3 separate regions of the Homo sapiens genome follow, and all the other regions are linked to region 2. A link is a loop called in an ENCODE intact Hi-C map of the cell type or tissue named here. Cell type or tissue: CD14-positive monocyte. All regions are shown on one strand. Links, peaks and the distances in the headings refer to the core of each region. The heading gives the core; the rest is flanking DNA.

Region 1 (5,879 bases), core at 2,031-4,530, 68 kb after region 2:
ATGGAGCTTCTAGTCCACTATAATGGGCTGGGCTTTTTTGTTTGTTTGTTTGTTTGTTTTTTCCTTTCCTTTTTCAAGAATTGGGGTGAGGCTTAGTCATTTACTTTTAAAGACTTAGTAAGTTAGTAAAGTAAAATGGGTGAATTAGTAAATATTAGAGAGGAACATCTAATTTTAAGCAGAGCAGATGACATACAATTATTCTAAAAGAAAAACAAGAAGGGCAGCGGAAAAGAAGGAAATTTAAAAATAGAGAAAGAGGAAGAAGACCAGCAAGAGCCTAAAGAAGCGAAATCTGTGAAACCTAAAAAGGAAAAGTTTTTACGTATTGTTCTTTCCGAAGAAAACCAGGGTTTGTGTTAAAGGCCAGACTTTCGAGATGTTTCTGATATACTAAAGAACAAGTAAGAATGGAAAGGAGGCAAGGCGCGGTGGCTCACGCCTGTAATCCCAGCAGTTTTGGGCGCCCAGGCGGGTGGATCACGAGGCAGAAATCAAGAACATCTTGGCCAACATGGTGAAACCCTGTCTCCTCTACTAAAAATACAAAAATTAGCTGGGCATGGTGGCATGTGCCTGTAATCCTAGCTACTTGGGAGGCTGAGGCAGGAGAATCACCTGAACCCAGGAGGCAGAGGTTGCAGTGAGCCAAGATAGCACCATTGCACTCCAGCCTGGGTGACAAGAGTGAAACTCCACCTCAAAAAAAAAAAAAAAAAAAAAAGAAGAATGAAAAGGAATGGCCAGGTGCGGTGGCTCACTCCTGTAATCCCAGCACTTTGGGAGGCCGAGGCGGGTGGATCACCTGAGGTCAGGAGATCGAGACCATCCTGGCTAACACGGTGAAACCTCCTCTCTACTAAAACACAAAAAATCAGCCAGGTGTGGTGGCATGCACCTGTAGTTCTACTTATACGGGAAGCTGAGGCAGGAGAATCGCTTGAACCCAAGAGGCAGAGGTTCAAGCCGAGATCACGTCACTGCACTCCAGCCAGGGCGACAGAGCAAGACTCTGTCTCAAAAAAAAGGAAAGGAAATAGAAAAATAGCAGCCTTATCAAAATATAGAAGGTTCAGCAGCTGTGTACACCTGTTGAGAAGCTGATGGGGACCGGAATCCTAAATTATTGCAACAGTTAATTCTACTTTTGTATCTTTTTATATCTTTGTCATGGGAAACGAGTTAATGTGTATTTTATTCACTTTATTCCCAGATACTTCAATATTATGATATATTTTTCTTCTTAAAGATATTTTACAGCCAGGTGCAGTGGCTCATACCTGCAATCCTAGCACTTCGGGAGGCCAAGGCAGGAGGATTGCTTGAGGCCAGGAGTTCGAGACCACCCTGGGAAACATAGTAAAACCCCATCTCTACAAAAATTAAAAAGAAAAATTTTAAGTAGCCAGATGTAGCCAGGCATAGTGGCAGGCGCCTGTAATCCCAGCTACTTGGGAGACTGAGTCAAGAGAATCACTTGAACCTGGGAGGCAGAGGTTGCAATGAGCCAAGACCTCACCACTGCACTCCAGCCTGGGTGACAGAGCGAGACTCCATCTCAAAAAAAAAGAAAGACAATTAGCCAGATGTGGTGGTATGTGCCTGTAGTCCCAGCTGCTCAGGAGGCTAAGGTGGGAGGAACATTTGAGCTAGGAAGTTCAGGCGGTTGAGCCATGATTGTGCCACTGCACTCCAGCCTGGGTGACATATCGAGATCCTGTTTCTAAAAATATATGCAGATGTTTTATTTTAAACATCTGTGTGTGTGTGTGTATGTGTGTGTGTATTATGTAAACCATTTCTTTTTTGTTTTTTATTTTAGTAATTTTTTTTTTCATTTTTACTTTGCAGGAGCAAGATCTAAACCATTTCTAATAAATGAAGTTAAAGAAGACTGTGATTTTTATGCCAAACTCCATTTTTCCCTCTTCTTGGGAACTGTCTGGATGGTATTTTCCAGTTGGATGTGCTGCACGTGACATGTTCTGGAGAGAGCAGAAGTGACAGACGCCACCTCAGCATGTGCACTCTGCTCCCTCTCATCAGACCAGACATGACTACAGACTGTCATTGTGCAGAAGGTGACAGTCCCTGGGGGGCAGAGCTGCCCTTCTGACTGCACTGCTCCCCTTGGAAGAGTTAAGTGAGAAAGAAAGAAACTTTTTGTTATAGCAGCTTGGCCTAACACAACTGTACTGTCTATGCTTGCAAGGTCACGTTGCCTTCCAAATCAGTAGAGCCATCGCGGCAAATCACACTCTGAGCAGTACTAGCTTCTGCCTACAGTCACGATCAAGAAAATGAACAGGGACCAGGTGGGGTGGCTCACACCTGGAATCCCAACTTTGGAAGGCTGAGTTAGGCAGATCACCCGAGGTCAGGTGTTCGAGACCAGCCTGGCCAACATGATGAAAGCTTATCTCTACTAAAAACACACGCACACACAAACACACACAAACACACGCAAATTAGCCAGGTGTGTTGGCAGACGCTTGTAATCCCAACTACTTGGGAAGTTGAGGCAGAAGAATCGCTTGAACCCAGGAGGCAAAGGTTTCAGTGAGCCGAAATTGCATCACTGCACTCCAGCCTGGGCGACAGAGCAAGACTACATCAAAAAAGAAAAAGAAAACAAGAAAGAAAGAAAGAGAAAGAGAGAGAGAGAAAGAGAAAGGAAGGAAGGAAGGAAGGAAGGAAGGAAGGAAGGAAGGAAGGAAGGAAGGAAGGAACTGGTAATGAAAAATCAGTCAGAGAATGACTTTATATTGACAAGTTTATATTGACAAGTTTAACATACATCTTAAATCTGTCTCTTCTTTGGCCTAGAATTCTGTGTAAGCAGTTACTGAGGTTTCGGTACCTACTGTTTATGGAGACATGAGCATTGTTTAGATTTAGTAAACAGCAAAAGCATTAACTGTTTATTCCCTTTAGGTCTAGTCAGTGCTTTTCAGCAAGATGGCAAAGGTAGCAAAGTAACAGCTAAGAATTTCCTGACTGCAGTTGTCCACTTAACTGTGGCATTTCCTTCTTCTTTCGTTCCTATTACATCACTAGTGTAGCTTGTATTTCACTGTGAGAAACAAAAAGCGTGAATGTTTCCTGTTTGTCATCAGAACTGAAAGCCTTATTTGAATTTATCTTACAAATTGACTGCAGAAGTGTCACATGACACATTGGTATAAATTCCCTTCACAAGTACCTATTTTGCACACCAGCTTTTTGTACCTATAAGCTAAGAAATACAACTACTTTGTCCATCCCTAAAATTATTCAAACAGACAACCTCTAATCTAGGTGGAACATTTGTTTAGACTCAATCATTACTTCAAGCATATATCATTAAGGCTAAATCTCTATACACTGACATTCTACTTGGCATCCTCACTTGCTAAAATAATTCCAGTTTCAAGTATAAAATGTCCTGTGTGTGTAGGTTTTTTCCCCTACTTTAACTGCTTTAAAATATAAAATTCATAGACCCCACAGGAATTAATTCATCCTTTGCTTTTTTCAAATTGTCAAAATCTACTTGTCAGCATATTAATGCAAGGGTATTTACTGACTCTATTAAACACTAATCAATATGAGAAAAAATATTTTACTCTAATGAAAAAGGAAGTTCAGGAGGAAGACTAACTTTCTTACCTATGTAGATGTAATATACACACATTAAAGAAGAATTAGGGAGAGAAAATTCAAAGATAACTGTCATATCTGTACCGGACGCATCTGTGCACACTTTGATTTGGAGTCTGCATGAGGACCTAATATTTGAATTCCCTTGTAATTACCGCAGCTTTGTGGACCAGAAAACTAATAAAAAATGTATAAACAAACTAGGTGTGGTAGCTCACACCTGTCATTCCAGTGACTTGGTAGGCTGAGGTGGGAGGATTGCTTGAGGCCAAGAGTTAAAGACCAGCCTGGGCAACACAGTGAGACCCTGTCTCTATATTTAAACATATATATATCAGCCATGGTGGCTCATGCCTGTAATCCCAGCACTTTGGGAAGTCAAGGTGGGTGGACTGCTTGAGGCCAGGAGTTCAAAACCAGCCAGGACAACATAGTGAGACCCCATCTCTACAAAAGAAAAAAAAAATTAGCCAGATGTGGTGGCCCACACCTGTGGTCCCAGCTACTCCAGAGGCTGAGGTAGGAGAATTGCTTGATCCCAGGAGGTCGAGGCTGCAATGAACTGTGACTGCACCACTGCACTCCATCCTGGGTGACAAAGAGCAAGACCCTATCTCAAAAAGGACATAATTAAAAATTTATAAACAGGCTGGGAACAGTGGCTCATGCCTAATCCCAGCAACTCAGGAGGCCCAGATAGGAAGATTGCTTGAGCCCAGGAATTCAAGACCAGCATGGGCAACATAATGCTAGCTACTCAAGAGGCTGAAGCAGGACGATTGCTTAAGCCCAGGAGTTTACGGCTGCAGTGAGCTATGATCACGCCACCGCACTCCAGCCTGGGTGACAGGTCAAGATCCTAGCCCTAAAAAAAAAAATACAATAAATAAAAAAAAAAAGGTATAAATAGAAGAAAGACAACAGCAGGGACACACTATGAAGGATTATATATGGTAGGGAGGAAACAAAATATTAACTAGGCCATGACAAATCAGCTCCAATTTTGAGATTTAATATAGCCAACCCATTTGTTTTCTGAATATGTCACTGCACACACTCAGAGATCCCTTAATCAGACAAATCCAGGATACCACTAAACAATGAAAAAAGAAGACAAGGCAAGCAGCAAAAAAGCACTCTGGTTGACCAAAAACTAAAGCTTAAACACATTACTTACAGCAGAGCATCACAGTTCTGAATTAGAAACTCATTTCTAGTATGACAGGTTGTGTTATTTAAAAAAGAGAAAACCATTTCTTATGATTTTAGAGTCAATTCTGACAAGCACATTGATTAGTGTCTCTAACTGAACATAGAAAATCATAGTGGGAATTGAGGTTGGAAAGTGACAATGGTAAGAGCTTTTATAATGCGAGGAAGTAGACAGGAAAAGTATAATCACAAAGATAAAATTCCCAGCACTAGCTGGGCGTGGTGGCTCAGGCCAGTAAACCAAGCACTCTGGGAGGCTGAAGGGTGAGGATCACTTGAGCTCAGGAGTTTGAGACCCCATCTCTACCAAAAATAATAATAAAAAAATTAGCGAGGGAGAGGTGTGGGATGGTGGCATGCACCTGTGGTTCCAGCTACTCAGGATGTTGAGATGGAAGGATCGCTTGAGCCCGGGAATTCAAGGCTGCAGTGAGCCATGATCATGCCACTGCACTCCAGCCTGGGCAACAGAGTGAGATCCCATCTTGAAACAAATTAAAAAAAAAAAAAGTCCTAGCACTCTGAGATCCCTTTAAGTACAAATGAACTGTCACATTTCAGCCATCTGCAAGCACTAAAGCACTAAATGATTAAACCATATTTAGTTTTTTTGTTTTTTTTTTGAGACGGAGTCTCGCCCCGTTGCCCAGACTGGAGTGCAGTTGCGCTATCTCAGCTCACTGCAACCTCCGCCCCCCGGGTTCCAGCGATTCTCCTGCCTCAGCCTCCCGAGTAGCTGGGACTACAGGTGTGAGCCACCACGCCCAGCTAATTTTTGTATTTTTTAGTAGAGGCAGGGTTTCCCCATATTGGCCAGGCTGGTCTCAAACTCCTGACCTTGTGATCTGCCCACCTTGGCCTCCCAAAGTGCTGGGATTACAGGCGTGAGCCACTGTGCCCAGCCTCATATTCAGTTATTTTATAAAGAAAAATTAGTACACCATAAATTACTTTTTTTTTTTTTTTTTGAGACGGAGTTTCACTCTTGTTGCCCAGGCTGGAGTGCAACGGTGTGATCTCAGCTCACT
Region 2 (5,879 bases), core at 1,452-3,951:
GAGGCTGTTGAGAAAAGGGAATGCTTATACACTGTTGGTGGGAATGAACATTAGTTCACCCACTCAACAATCTCAGTTGGAAGGCATTTGAGAGATTTATCAAAGAACTTAGAATGATAATTTGACCCAGCAATCCCATTACTGGGTATATATCCAAAAGAAAATAAATCATTCTACCAAAAGGACACACACTTGCATATTCATCACAGCACTATTCACAATAGGAAAGAAATTGAATAAATCTGGTGTCCATCAACAGTGGATTGGATAAAGAAAATACAGTGCATATACACCATGGAATTCTATGCAGCTATAAAAAAGAATAAAAGTATGTCCTTGGCAGCAACACAGATGCAACTGTAGGCCATTATCCTAAGCAAATTAACACAGGAACCGAAAACCAAATACCACATGTTCTCACTTACAAGTGAGAGCTAAACATCGGGTGCTCGTGGATATAAAGATGGCAACAATAGACAATGGAGACCACTAGACAGGGGAGGGAAAGAAGATGGCAAGGATTAAAAATTTGTTGGGTTGGTCAGGCATGATGACTCATGCCTGTAATCCCAGCAATTTGGGAGACGGAGGCAGGCAGATTGCTTGAGCTCAGGAGTTCAAACCCAGCCTAGGTAACACAGCAAAACCCTGTCTCTAAAAAAAAAAAAATGCAAAAATTACTCAGGTGTGGTGGTGTGCACCTGTAGTCCCAGCTACTCAGGAACTGAGGCAGGACAATCACTTGAACACGGGAGGTTGAGGCTGCAGTGAGCCAAGATCATGCCACTGCACTCCAGCTTGGGTGACAGAGTGAGACCCTATCTCAAAAAAAAAAGGTGGGAGAGAGGGAGGAATTAGGAAGGAAGGAAGGAAGGAAAAAAGGAAGGAAGGAAGGAAGGAAAATAGGAAAGAAGGAGGGAAGGAAGGGAGGGAGGGAGGAAGGAAGGAAGGAAGGAAAATAGGAAAGAAGGAAGGAAGCAAGGGAGGGAGGGAGGGAGTAAAGAAGGAAGGAAGGAAGGAAGGAAGAAGAAAAAACTGTTGGGTACTGAGAAAAAACTATTCTCAGTACCTGGGTGAGAGGATCATTCATACTCTTAACCTCGGCATCACACAGTATACCCAGGTAACAAATTTGCACTTGTACTCCCGTATTGAAAATAAAAAATTGAAAAAGAAAAAAATGATATAAATGAATTTTTCACTGTGCAGGTGGTCAGCATCCCAAACCCCAATTTGTTCAAGGACCAACTGTATCCTATTGTTAAAGTATTTTCCAGATCTTCCTAGCCAGGTCATCCCTCCCAGATGTTACAAGAAAAGCCTAGGACTATAACATCCCCCTTCCCTAAAATGGGAAGGAACAGAGATACAAAAAAAAAAAAAAAATGACTTCAACAAGTCCAGCTTGGTGAGTAGATGAGTTTATTAGGACTTACATACAGGGTACTCCTAGATGATAGCAGCACAGCTCTAGAGATGAGTGTCGCCTCCCATCTCTCAAATGCTTTTAAGATAATTTTCTGGCTCTTTGCCTACTGTGTTTGGATGATGAGACTGTTTTTCTTGGTAGGTTCTCAGATACTCTCAGTTTGGGTTCCCAGGTACACCTGCTTCTCGGCTGGGCCCTGTGACCTTAGCACACCACTTGGCCTTCAAGATTCAGGCAGCCAGTATAAATCCTTAAGTAACCCGGTGGGGAACGTAGCATGCTATACCAGAAGTCCCTGCGGAGAAATACACTTCCTTCCCCAGGTTTGGCCTTGTGACTTTCTTGGCCAATGAAACATGAGTGAAAGTGACATGTGCCACTTAAGAAAAGTTGTAAGAGCTATTGTGGTTCCACTTTCTCTCTTTTAAACTCTTTACTAAATCAGTAATATTCCAGATAGGGGCTGCTCCTGTAGCCTGCATTCTGGAGTGACATATTGAAACTGACTCTCAAGGATCATGTCATGTGAATGAGAAATAACCCTTTGTTCTAAGCCATTGAGGTTTTGCAATTACTTGCTGCTTCAGTATACTTTAGCCTCAGCATACTAATACAGTCACCTAGAGCAGGGGTCAGCAAATTCTGGAAAGGGCCGGAAAGTAAATATTTAAAGATTTGCAGGCCATACAGCTCTGTCACAACTACTCAACTCTGCCACTGAAGTGCAAAAGCACTGGGAGATAATATGTAGAGAAGTGAGAATGGCTATGTTCCAATAAAACTTTATTTACAAAAGCAAGCAACAGACTAGTTTTGAACCACCAGCCGTAGTTAGCCAACCCCTCATGCAGATACTTAAGTAGTTTGGCTGCTTGCTAAAAACTCTACAGGCAATTCCCTAAATCCATATCTTCTCTAATTTTACCTGCCCAGTATTAGTTCTCTAAGTTTTGCATTAAAGATGACAGAGAATGAACTTCGTTATATAAGTTTGTAGAGCCTATTTATTTAAGTCTTTAGTGGATGAAAAGGCATAGGATGTCAGATTTAATATTTCTTGATGGAAAGAAGAAAAAAAAACTAGAAATGATATCTCCAATTGCACACTCTTCAAAAGCAGTTGAGAAGACATGGAGGAAGAGAATCAGGGAGAAAAGACAAAAAGCTGAATTAAAAAGGGGTAAAAAGAAGAGAAATGGAAACGTGAAGAGAAATAATCCATCTGTGAGAGAAAATTGAATGAAGCTGGAATTCCTGTATCTGGCTGTTTTCAGCACCAAGGCCAGATAGCATGCTTGTTCCTCTACTGCCACCCTCAGTTCTTTCAGGATTCTGTCTCTACTGTTGAAATTTGCACTAATGGTTTAAATTGCCCAGGTTGCAGCTCCAAGGAGCGCTTTTTCCATTTTTTATTTTAGCTACACCTTGCTAAAACCCACGGAGGTTCAAGAATGGTAGGACTTGAATAAATGATTTTGAATGGCAGAGGAAGAGGACAAATCAAAGACAGAATAAACTGGGGCCAAGGTTAGTGTTGGGAGTGAGGAGACACTGAGCAGAGGTGGGGATTCCGGGAACAGGGAGTTTGGAGACCGTCTATTTGTGTCAATTATGGAGCTGAGTCTGCATGTGGCTGCAGAATTCCACAAAAGTGCTAAAGTAAATCCATAGATATTAATGATGACTGGGATCTGGAAGTGTAGCATACAGGCAAAATTATGGAACAAACAGCTCTGGGGAGATATGGGCCTGGCTGTGACTCCTGCATTTTATCACACTTTGTCTTGGAATCAGGGGTAATAAGATCACAGAAATATAATTTTTTCACCTATTAGCGAAATTCACTCTGTCATTGCATTATGGTTATACATTCAAGAGTCCATCTACATTGAAAGCAATTTGAAGCAAAAATAAGTCTTTTTCATCCTTCTAAACCCAGTACTCATTAAAGTAGCTTCCTAAGAGTGAACACTCAGTGAAGTCACGTTAAATTGAATTGTTTCTTTTCAATGGTAAAAATAAAAATTTTCAAAATGTGGGAAGATGTCAATTCACTGGAGTGAAGATCAAGAACACTTTGTCCCTGCAAACTCTCAGAGCTTGCCATCTATTTTCCATGCCTCCAATCTAAAGCTATCCTTCATTTCCATTCATTGTTTGAATTCCTATACTCATCAATGGAGTTCAAAGCAAATGGTCAAGGCTTTGCTCTAATCACTGCAGTTATAAGATGCATTGTTTGACCCGGATCCCAGCCTGAGATTCAGACTGCAGCCACTATAAGTCTTTTCCAGTTGATATGTTGCCTGAGAGGAGACTGACTGAACATGCAATATCCATTGTCACCCTCCTGTGACATCTTCTCTGGGCAAATCAGCCTTGGTCCAGCAGTGGAAGATGGAGCATGCACTTTCTAGATGTCAATTATGATATACAATATCTAAGCCATTCAGAAGATGAAATCCTTTTGCTTCTGAAAATAAGACTGTACATATTAGTAGGGGCTAAGTTGTCACAGTAATAAAAAGAAAACAAAAACCAGGAGAATCAAGTGGAAAAGTTTGCTTCAAGAAACAGCTACACCAGGCCAGGCATGGTGGCTCATGACTGCAATCCCAGCACTTTGGGAGGCCAAGGTGCGAGGATCACTTGAGCCCAGGAGTTGAAGACCATTCTGGGCAACATGGGGAGACCCCATCACTACAAAGAATAAAAAAACTAGCCAAGCGGAGTGATAATGTGCCTGTAGTCACAGTTACTCGGGAGGCTGAGGAGGAAGGATCACTTGAGCCGGGGAAGTTGAGGCTGCAGTGAGACGTGATGATGCCACTGCACTCCAGCCTGGGTGACAGAGTGAGACCCTGTCTCAAAAAAAAAAAAAAAAAAAAAAAAAGAGGAAAGAAAGAAAGAAAGAGAGAGAGAGAGCAAAAAGAAGGAAAGAAAGAAAAGAAAGAGGGAAAGAGAAAGAAAGAAGGAAAGAAAGAGAGAGAGAGAGAGGATGGAAGAAGGAGGTGAGGGAAAGAAGGAAGGAAGGAAGGAGAAAGGAAGGAAGGAAGGAAAGAAGGAAGGAAGGAAGAAAGAAAAGAAAAGAAAAGAACTACACCTTACATTGTGTAGTATGGGGGTAATAAGAGGAAGGAGCTACTCTTGCTCTGTTCCTAACTAAAGAATACCTAAGCTTTGCTTTTCTCTTGTGGTTGAGGAAACTTTACTTGGCAAACCAGCAAATCTCTTATTCCTTAAGTCTGAGGTCACTTCTTCCAGGACCACCTTTCTGACCCTCTCCCCAACATTCCCAAGGTTGGCTACACGCTCCCTCTCTGTCCACATTGACCTCATCATATTGTATTAAACAGATTTATTGACTCCTCTGACTCCTGCACCATCCTGTAAATTTCTTCAGGGCAGGAACCATTTCTTAATAGCCTCTGTCACTTCAACCCAAGCACCTAGTAGATTCTTATCAAGTGTTTGTAAATGAATTCGTCATTCATTGATGGTTTGTGAGTCAGATAAACCACAAATTCAATTCTAAGAAAGATGGCACCATCTCAGACCTGCTAGTCAACTAAACCATGGGAAAAAGCAAAACAGCCCAACAGGCTTTTCCATTGTCGTGGGCTGTGTGGGGGTCCCATGGACATCTCAGGCATTAGGGAAAGAAAGTCAGAGAGGCCACACAATGCAGCCACGGACATTGATTGTCCTCCTGTCTTCATACTCCTGGGGTGTCCCTTGGAGTTCCTGAGCCACCTCACAATAGTTTGGGACCACAGGAAGAGCCATTTGGAGATTGCTTGTGTGCCAGCTTGCTTCAAGATCACAGTGACCTTGAAACAAACTTTTTTTTTTGAGACAGAGTCTCACTTTGTCGCCCAGGCTGGAGTGCAGTGGCGCCATCTTGGCTCACTGCAACCTCTGCCTCCTCGGCTCAAGTAATTCTCTGTCTCAGCCTCCTGAGTAGCTAAGATTATAGGCACCTGCCACCGTGCCTGGCTAATTTTTTTGTATTTTTTTTTTTAGTAGAGATGGGGTTTCACCATCTTTGCCAGGCTGGTCTTGAACTCCTGACCTTGTGATCCGCCCGCCTTGGCCTCCCGAAGTGCTGGGATTACAAGTATGAGTCACCATGCCCAACTCAAACTTCTTATAAATTCTGTTGACTCAAAGAATAGTTGTATAATCCTTATACCTAGAGAGCTCTTTAGACATTTAAAGGCATAGAAACGTTCTGGTATAGTCATATTGATAGACAGGACTAGCTGGATTTCCTGGGCAGACTAAGAATCCCTAAGCCTAGCTGGGAAGGTGACTGCATCCACCTTTAAACACGGGGCTTGCAACTTAGCTCATACCCGACCAATCAGGTAGTAAAGAGAGCTCACTAAAACGCTAATTAGGCAAAAACAGCAGGTAAAGAAATAGCCAATCATCTATTGCCTGAGAGCAC
Region 3 (5,879 bases), core at 2,031-4,530, 130 kb before region 2:
AACTATTTATTAAAAATATTGCATATACCTATATAATTGGGTGTATAGGCCATGTATCATCATATATTTGCAAAGATATATACCAAATTTATAACAGTAATACCTTCTTTGGAAAGCACAGGCATTGCAGGTGGTGATAAAAGACTTTAGGTGTATGTAGAAGGATTAAACTTTTACAATTAGAATATATTCCTATATTACTTGATGATTAAAAATACGTACTTTAGTAAGAATTTATTATGGTTTTGAAGAGTAAAGCAATAATATACATTTTAAAATAAAAGTGTATAATATTTTTTAAAAATAACCTGGAGCTACTTAAGTAAAATCTAGGAAGAGATTGGAGAAAGAGGGATGTAAAACATGTTAATTCTTTTTTTTCTTGAGACACAGTCTCGCTGTGTCACCCAGGCTGGAATGCAATGGTGCGATGTCAGCTCACTGCAACCTCCGCCTCCCGGGTTCAACCAATTCTCCTGCCTCAGCCTCCTGAATAGCTGGGATTACAGGTGCACAGCCCCACACCTGGCTAATTTTTGTATTTTTAGTAGAAACAGGGTTTCACCATGTTGGTCAGGCTGGTCTCGAACTCCTCCCTTCATGATCCTCTTCTTTGGCCTCCCAAACTTTTTAGCTTCTTTGGGAAGGAGTGGGAGACAGCATGAGGTGAGTAAGTAGATATTATTTTGTTCTTTAGAATGGCAGAGAAATGTGAGTTCAAACATATTGTTAATGTAAAGATAACCAGGAAAATAGAAATTGGACATGTAACTTTCAAATCACTAGAAAGTATCAAAGGAAACTTTGATAAGACAGCAAGGGAGCAAAAGAAGCTAGAATACTGCATTTCATCTGCTTTTAAGAAAAACAAAAAGAAGTTAGAATATATAGCAAAGAGATAATTTTCCAGGAAACTGTAGACTCAAGAGCACAGCAGATTTGCATAGCATAATAACCAAGAAAGAAACCAAAAATGTTAAAAAATCATGAGGAAAAGAAAAGAAAGACAATAGACCCTCATGGTTTAGGAGCAATGTCTCTCTATTCATCAAAGGTTTAATTAAAGCCTATGTTATCTGTGCAATTATAGAAGACAGAAAAATTGGAATGTTCTCCAGTTAATTTTATGAGGTTACCACTACCTTAAAGTTAAAAATTAACAAGAACATAATAGATGTGAACAAATAAAGACAAATATTGTTTATAAATATAGTTGTAAAAATCCTACTAAAACATTATCACATTAAACCCAATGCTATGTAAACCCCAAAGATGAATGATTTCCAAGAATTCATGAATGAGTCAACTTTAAGAAATCTATGTATTTAATTAATCAACCGGGTTAAGTAAGAAAAGTCATATAAATGTCTTGATAATTGCCACAATGATATTTGATCAAATTCAATATCCAATTCATAGGGAAAAAAATTATTAGCAAGCTAAGGAATAAAAGGATACTTTTGTACTCTGATAAAGGTTATCTATTAAAAATAAATAGTAAATATCAGAGCTAACAGGAAACCATGACTGGCATTCCTACTGGAGCCCAGATTAAGACAAGGATAACAGCTTTTAAAACTAATTGCCATTATCTGATCATTATACATTATTATGTATCAAAACATGACTATGTACCCCATAAATATGTACAACAATTATCAATTAAAAACTAGATTTTAAAAAACCATGTATTACATTATTCTGGAATCACTAGAAATAAGAAAAGAAATAAGGTACAAACTTGCAAAATGAAGAGATAAAACTAAAATTATTTGCAGATATATAATTTAGTGCTAAGAAATACAAGAGCAAGAACTAAAGATATAGCAGAACTAAAGAAAGGTCAGAAGTAGGCTGACTGCCAAAGGTGCAAAATAAACCTATGAATGTCAATTGGTTTTTCATGTGACAGCAAAAACAAAAAAGCTTCAAATGGAAAAAAGACCCATTTGCAACAATAAAAATATTATAAAATACCTAACAGGGAAATGTACAAGTCCTGTATGGAAGAAACAACACTGGAGAGTCTCTTTTAAAATCTTGAATAGAGATATATATTAGATATTCCTGGAAGGGAAAATTTAATCTTGAAAACATTAAATTTTCTCTCCAATTTCATCCCAAAAACATTAAATTCTCTCTCAAATTAGTCTATAAATTAACATTCAACACTTAATTGCTTCCTGCTTTAAAAATTATTTTTGAAGCAATCACATAGTTATAGAAAAGTTGAATAATCAATGACCTGTATTTTTTCTGAATTATTTGAGGGTCAGTTGCTTTCCTGTTTCCCCATCATCTAAACTTTGAATGTATATTTCTTCAGAGAAGGATGGTCTACATACTGGCAGTACAATTATTATGATTGAGAAATTAACATGGATATATTACTACCATCTAATCATCAAACCCAATATTCAAGTTTCACCAATTGTCTCAATAATATTTTATAGCTGCTGGGTATGGTGGCTCATGCCTGTAACCCCAGCACTTTGGGAAGCTGAGGCAGGGAGATCGCTGGAGCCCAGGAGTTTGAGACCAGCCTGGGCAATGTGGCGAAACCCCGTCTCCACAAAACAAACAAAAATTAGCCAGGTGTGGTGGTGCATTCCTGTAGTCCCAGCTACTCGAGAGGCTGAGGCAAGAGGATCACTTGAGCCCAGGAGGTAGAGGCTGCAGTGAGCCGAGATTGCACCACTGCACTCCAGCCTGGGCAACAGAGTGAGACACTGACTCAAAAAACAAAATTATAGCAAAAACATTCAGCTCAGAATGCATGGCATTTCATCATAGTATCTCCTTATTCTCCTTCAGTGTTTAACAGTTCCTTAGTTTTCCGATAACTTCATGATCTTGATCCTTTTGAAGACTATTGGCCAGTTGTTTTGTAGAGTGTTCCTTACACTGGGCTTGTCTGATGCTTCCTTAGGACTGAATTTAAGTAATGCATCTTTGGTAGGAATAACATAGACCTGATGTCATGTTCTGACTTTCTCCACTGGGGCATCCCCGCTTTGTGGAAACTCTCCATGCCCTACTCAAGCTTTGTCATGCAATACCAAGCAATAGCTATGCAATGGTTCCCTCTTCCCCTTATTTGGGCTCTGACACTCCACTCCAGACTTCCCCTCCATGTAAACACTTCCTTAGCCTGCTCTGTCTCTGATGTGCCCTGGCAGGAGTCCATAAATGTAATGCAATCTCAACCATAACTCCAAACAAAATCTTTTCAGAACTGTAAAAAAAATGCTAAAATTCTACTTGAAGAACAACTTGAGATCGACCAAAATATGTTTGAAAAAAGATTGAAAAGACCTACTTTATCATATATTGCACCATATTGTAAAACCACAGAAATTAAAATAGTTTGCATCTGACTCAGGAATTGACAAATCCGTGAAAAAAAAAAAAACAGCATAAAGAAGCAGATTGAGGAAGATCATCATATTTATAGTCAGCAAAGAAATAATAAGTTAGCTAAACATTATTTAACTATTTAATTGATTTGGAGAAAAGCATTAATGAGCATTCTATATTATAATTCGCACAAGTTTTAAGTGTAAAAAACAAATTATAAAGTAATATTGATTTATAATATTAAAATTCTGGGCTGGGAAATACCTTGATGGATATAGCAAAAGGAAAATGAAAAGATCAATAAATTAGAATATCTATAAATATTCTGTATAGTAATAAAACAAAGATAGTTCCAGTTCACCACAATTTTTCATATGTAAAATGAAGGCTCTGGAAAGATGATTTTGAAGATCATTTCAAGCTCTAAAATGATATTCTCCATATTTTATGCATAGGATTGTATTTAAATTGTATCTGTATCTGTGTCAGATCTTTCATATAATGGAAGTTAAAAAAAGGTAAAATCCACAATTAGTTTTACACCAACCTAATATTTGAAAGCAAGATTTCTATTTCATTTCTTTCATGTGCCTTTTACATAGTTATTCAAGCGGTGGTCATTGTTGTGGGTTGAACTGTGTCCTCCAAAAAGCTTGGTTGAAGTCCTAAGTCCAGTACTGAAGTGTTTTGGGTTTTGAATTATTTTTTCAGATTTTGAAATATTTGCATATACATAATAATATATTTTGAGGATGAAACCCAAGTCTAAACAAAAAAACTCATTTATGTTTCATGTACACCTTATACACATAGCCTGAAGGTAATTTCATGCAATATTTTAAATAATTTTGTGCATGAAACAAAAATATGTATACAAAGCAAAGCTGTCACTATCTCAGTCACCCAATGTGGACAATCTGTGGTTGTTAGACATCACCATCATCCTGATTGTTAATTTATATGCCACAGAAAAGCAATCATTTTCTTACACTTCTTCAAACGTAACAGTGAAAAACATGATATACCATCAACGCAGTAAAAAAAAAAAAATGTGCTCAAGGTAGCTAAGCAGCAGAGTAGCATCATCAGAATATCTGCATCGGGCAACAATAAACAGCAACAGGCTTTTAGTCTCCATTAGTCTCCACCTATAATACTGTGTTGTGATTAAAATGTTACTGTACACTGTATTTTTTAAGTAAAACAAAAACATCAGGAGAAGTTGAGGGACCAGGAAGTGTGTCTTCTAGGGGTGAGGAGGCATTCTACTGTGGCCTTTTAAAATGTTCCCTCCATAGTCATATGCCTCCTTGACAAGGGTTTTTGTCCTGGAAATTGCTCTTTGATTTTATAAACTGGTGTCATTTCTTGTCCTGTTATGAATACATGCTGCTCTAGTCCTTCAACAAGCCCATTATACATTTTCACCATGTCATCTATAGGCACTTTTGCTTCAGTGTTATCATCATCTTCATCATCACTATTATCACTGTCACCCTGATTCAAAACCATTTTGGCTATTTCACCATTGTTCAATAAATGAACACCTGGAGCCTCATTATGGATGTTGAAAATCTTCAATATCCACTTCTCCCAGCTTACTAACGGACTCTGAAGGTATAGTTTTTGCATCTGTAAGGAGGTCATACCATCATTTTTCTTCCTCACTTAACATAAATAATTATCTTGCTCATCATCATCACTTAACATAGTTGCAGGACAGAGCGTGTTCCAGGTATGCACAACTGTGTCTTTAGTCATTGTGTTCCAAGTATGGGCAACCACATACATGACATCTTCATGCTAAGCTTCTTTTGAAAGCCTTCTATCATCCACGCCTCTGTTCACTGCTGCTAGCATGCTTCTCAAGAAGGTGTTTTTACATTTATTTCTCATTGATCTAAGAATACCCTGGTCACATGACTGAATTAATAAAGTAACATTTGGGGTAAAGTACATGGCATAAACATTTTTTATGAGAATTTCAGCTGAAGGATGAGCAGAACAGTTGTCAAGAAATAACAAAATCTTTCAGTCACCATCTGGTCTAGCTTCCCTGCGATGAGCATGTATCACTGGCACAAAATGTTGGGGAAACCAATCAGAAAAGATGTTCCTGGTGACCCATGCCTTTTGTTAGCATAATAGGCTGATAAGAAAGTCACTACTTCATGGCTTGAAAGGAGCAAGGATGCAAGCGTTCCTCTATTACAGCAAATTTACACTTATGTGTGCTTGCTGCATTAGCACATTCTAGCACAGTTATTCTGTCCTTGGCACCCTTAATTTTGTAAGAGCTGTTTAATTGCCTGTAGTATCTTTCTGGGGTAATAACACAAAAACAGTGATGTTTCATTAGCATTATAGACTTGTTCTGGCATCAGATTTTCATCAATGATGACTCTGGCAAATTCATCAATGAATTTCTCTGTTGCTTTGTGACCAGCAGATGCTCTATCACCACAAATCTTCAGAAATTTAATGCTGTGTCTTTTCTTAAATTTCTGCAGCCAGCCTGTTGA

The links. Peaks named below come from ENCODE experiments on the same cell type or tissue, not always from the same donor. Only the 100,000 strongest peaks of a DNase experiment are listed, where the experiment ranks them.
Region 1: a loop joins it to region 2, with 2.2 times the contacts of the local background. A loop is called at or near these places in 12 of 110 quality-filtered maps.
Region 3: it touches region 2 in a loop (2.8-fold over the local background); 11 of 110 quality-filtered maps call a loop at or near these places.

What each region holds. Positions count from the first base shown.
Region 1 is chr10:23,446,177-23,452,055 of GRCh38, reverse strand. No RefSeq gene overlaps it. Among named protein-coding and RNA genes, the nearest start is that of OTUD1, 10 kb to the right of the region's middle. In CD14-positive monocyte, for the core only: no CTCF peak of the experiment used is centred there; a DNase peak (open chromatin) is centred at 3,075; H3K4me3 peaks cover 1,004 bases; H3K27ac peaks cover 1,604 bases.
Region 2 is chr10:23,513,570-23,519,448 of GRCh38, reverse strand. No RefSeq gene overlaps it. Among named protein-coding and RNA genes, the nearest start is that of OTUD1, 77 kb to the right of the region's middle. In CD14-positive monocyte, for the core only: a CTCF peak has its summit at 2,738; DNase peaks (open chromatin) are centred at 1,858 and 2,728.
Region 3 is chr10:23,640,807-23,646,685 of GRCh38, reverse strand. No RefSeq gene overlaps it. Among named protein-coding and RNA genes, the nearest start is that of OTUD1, 200 kb to the right of the region's middle. In CD14-positive monocyte, for the core only: no CTCF peak of the experiment used is centred there; a DNase peak (open chromatin) is centred at 3,065; H3K4me3 peaks cover 397 bases; H3K27ac peaks cover 2,316 bases.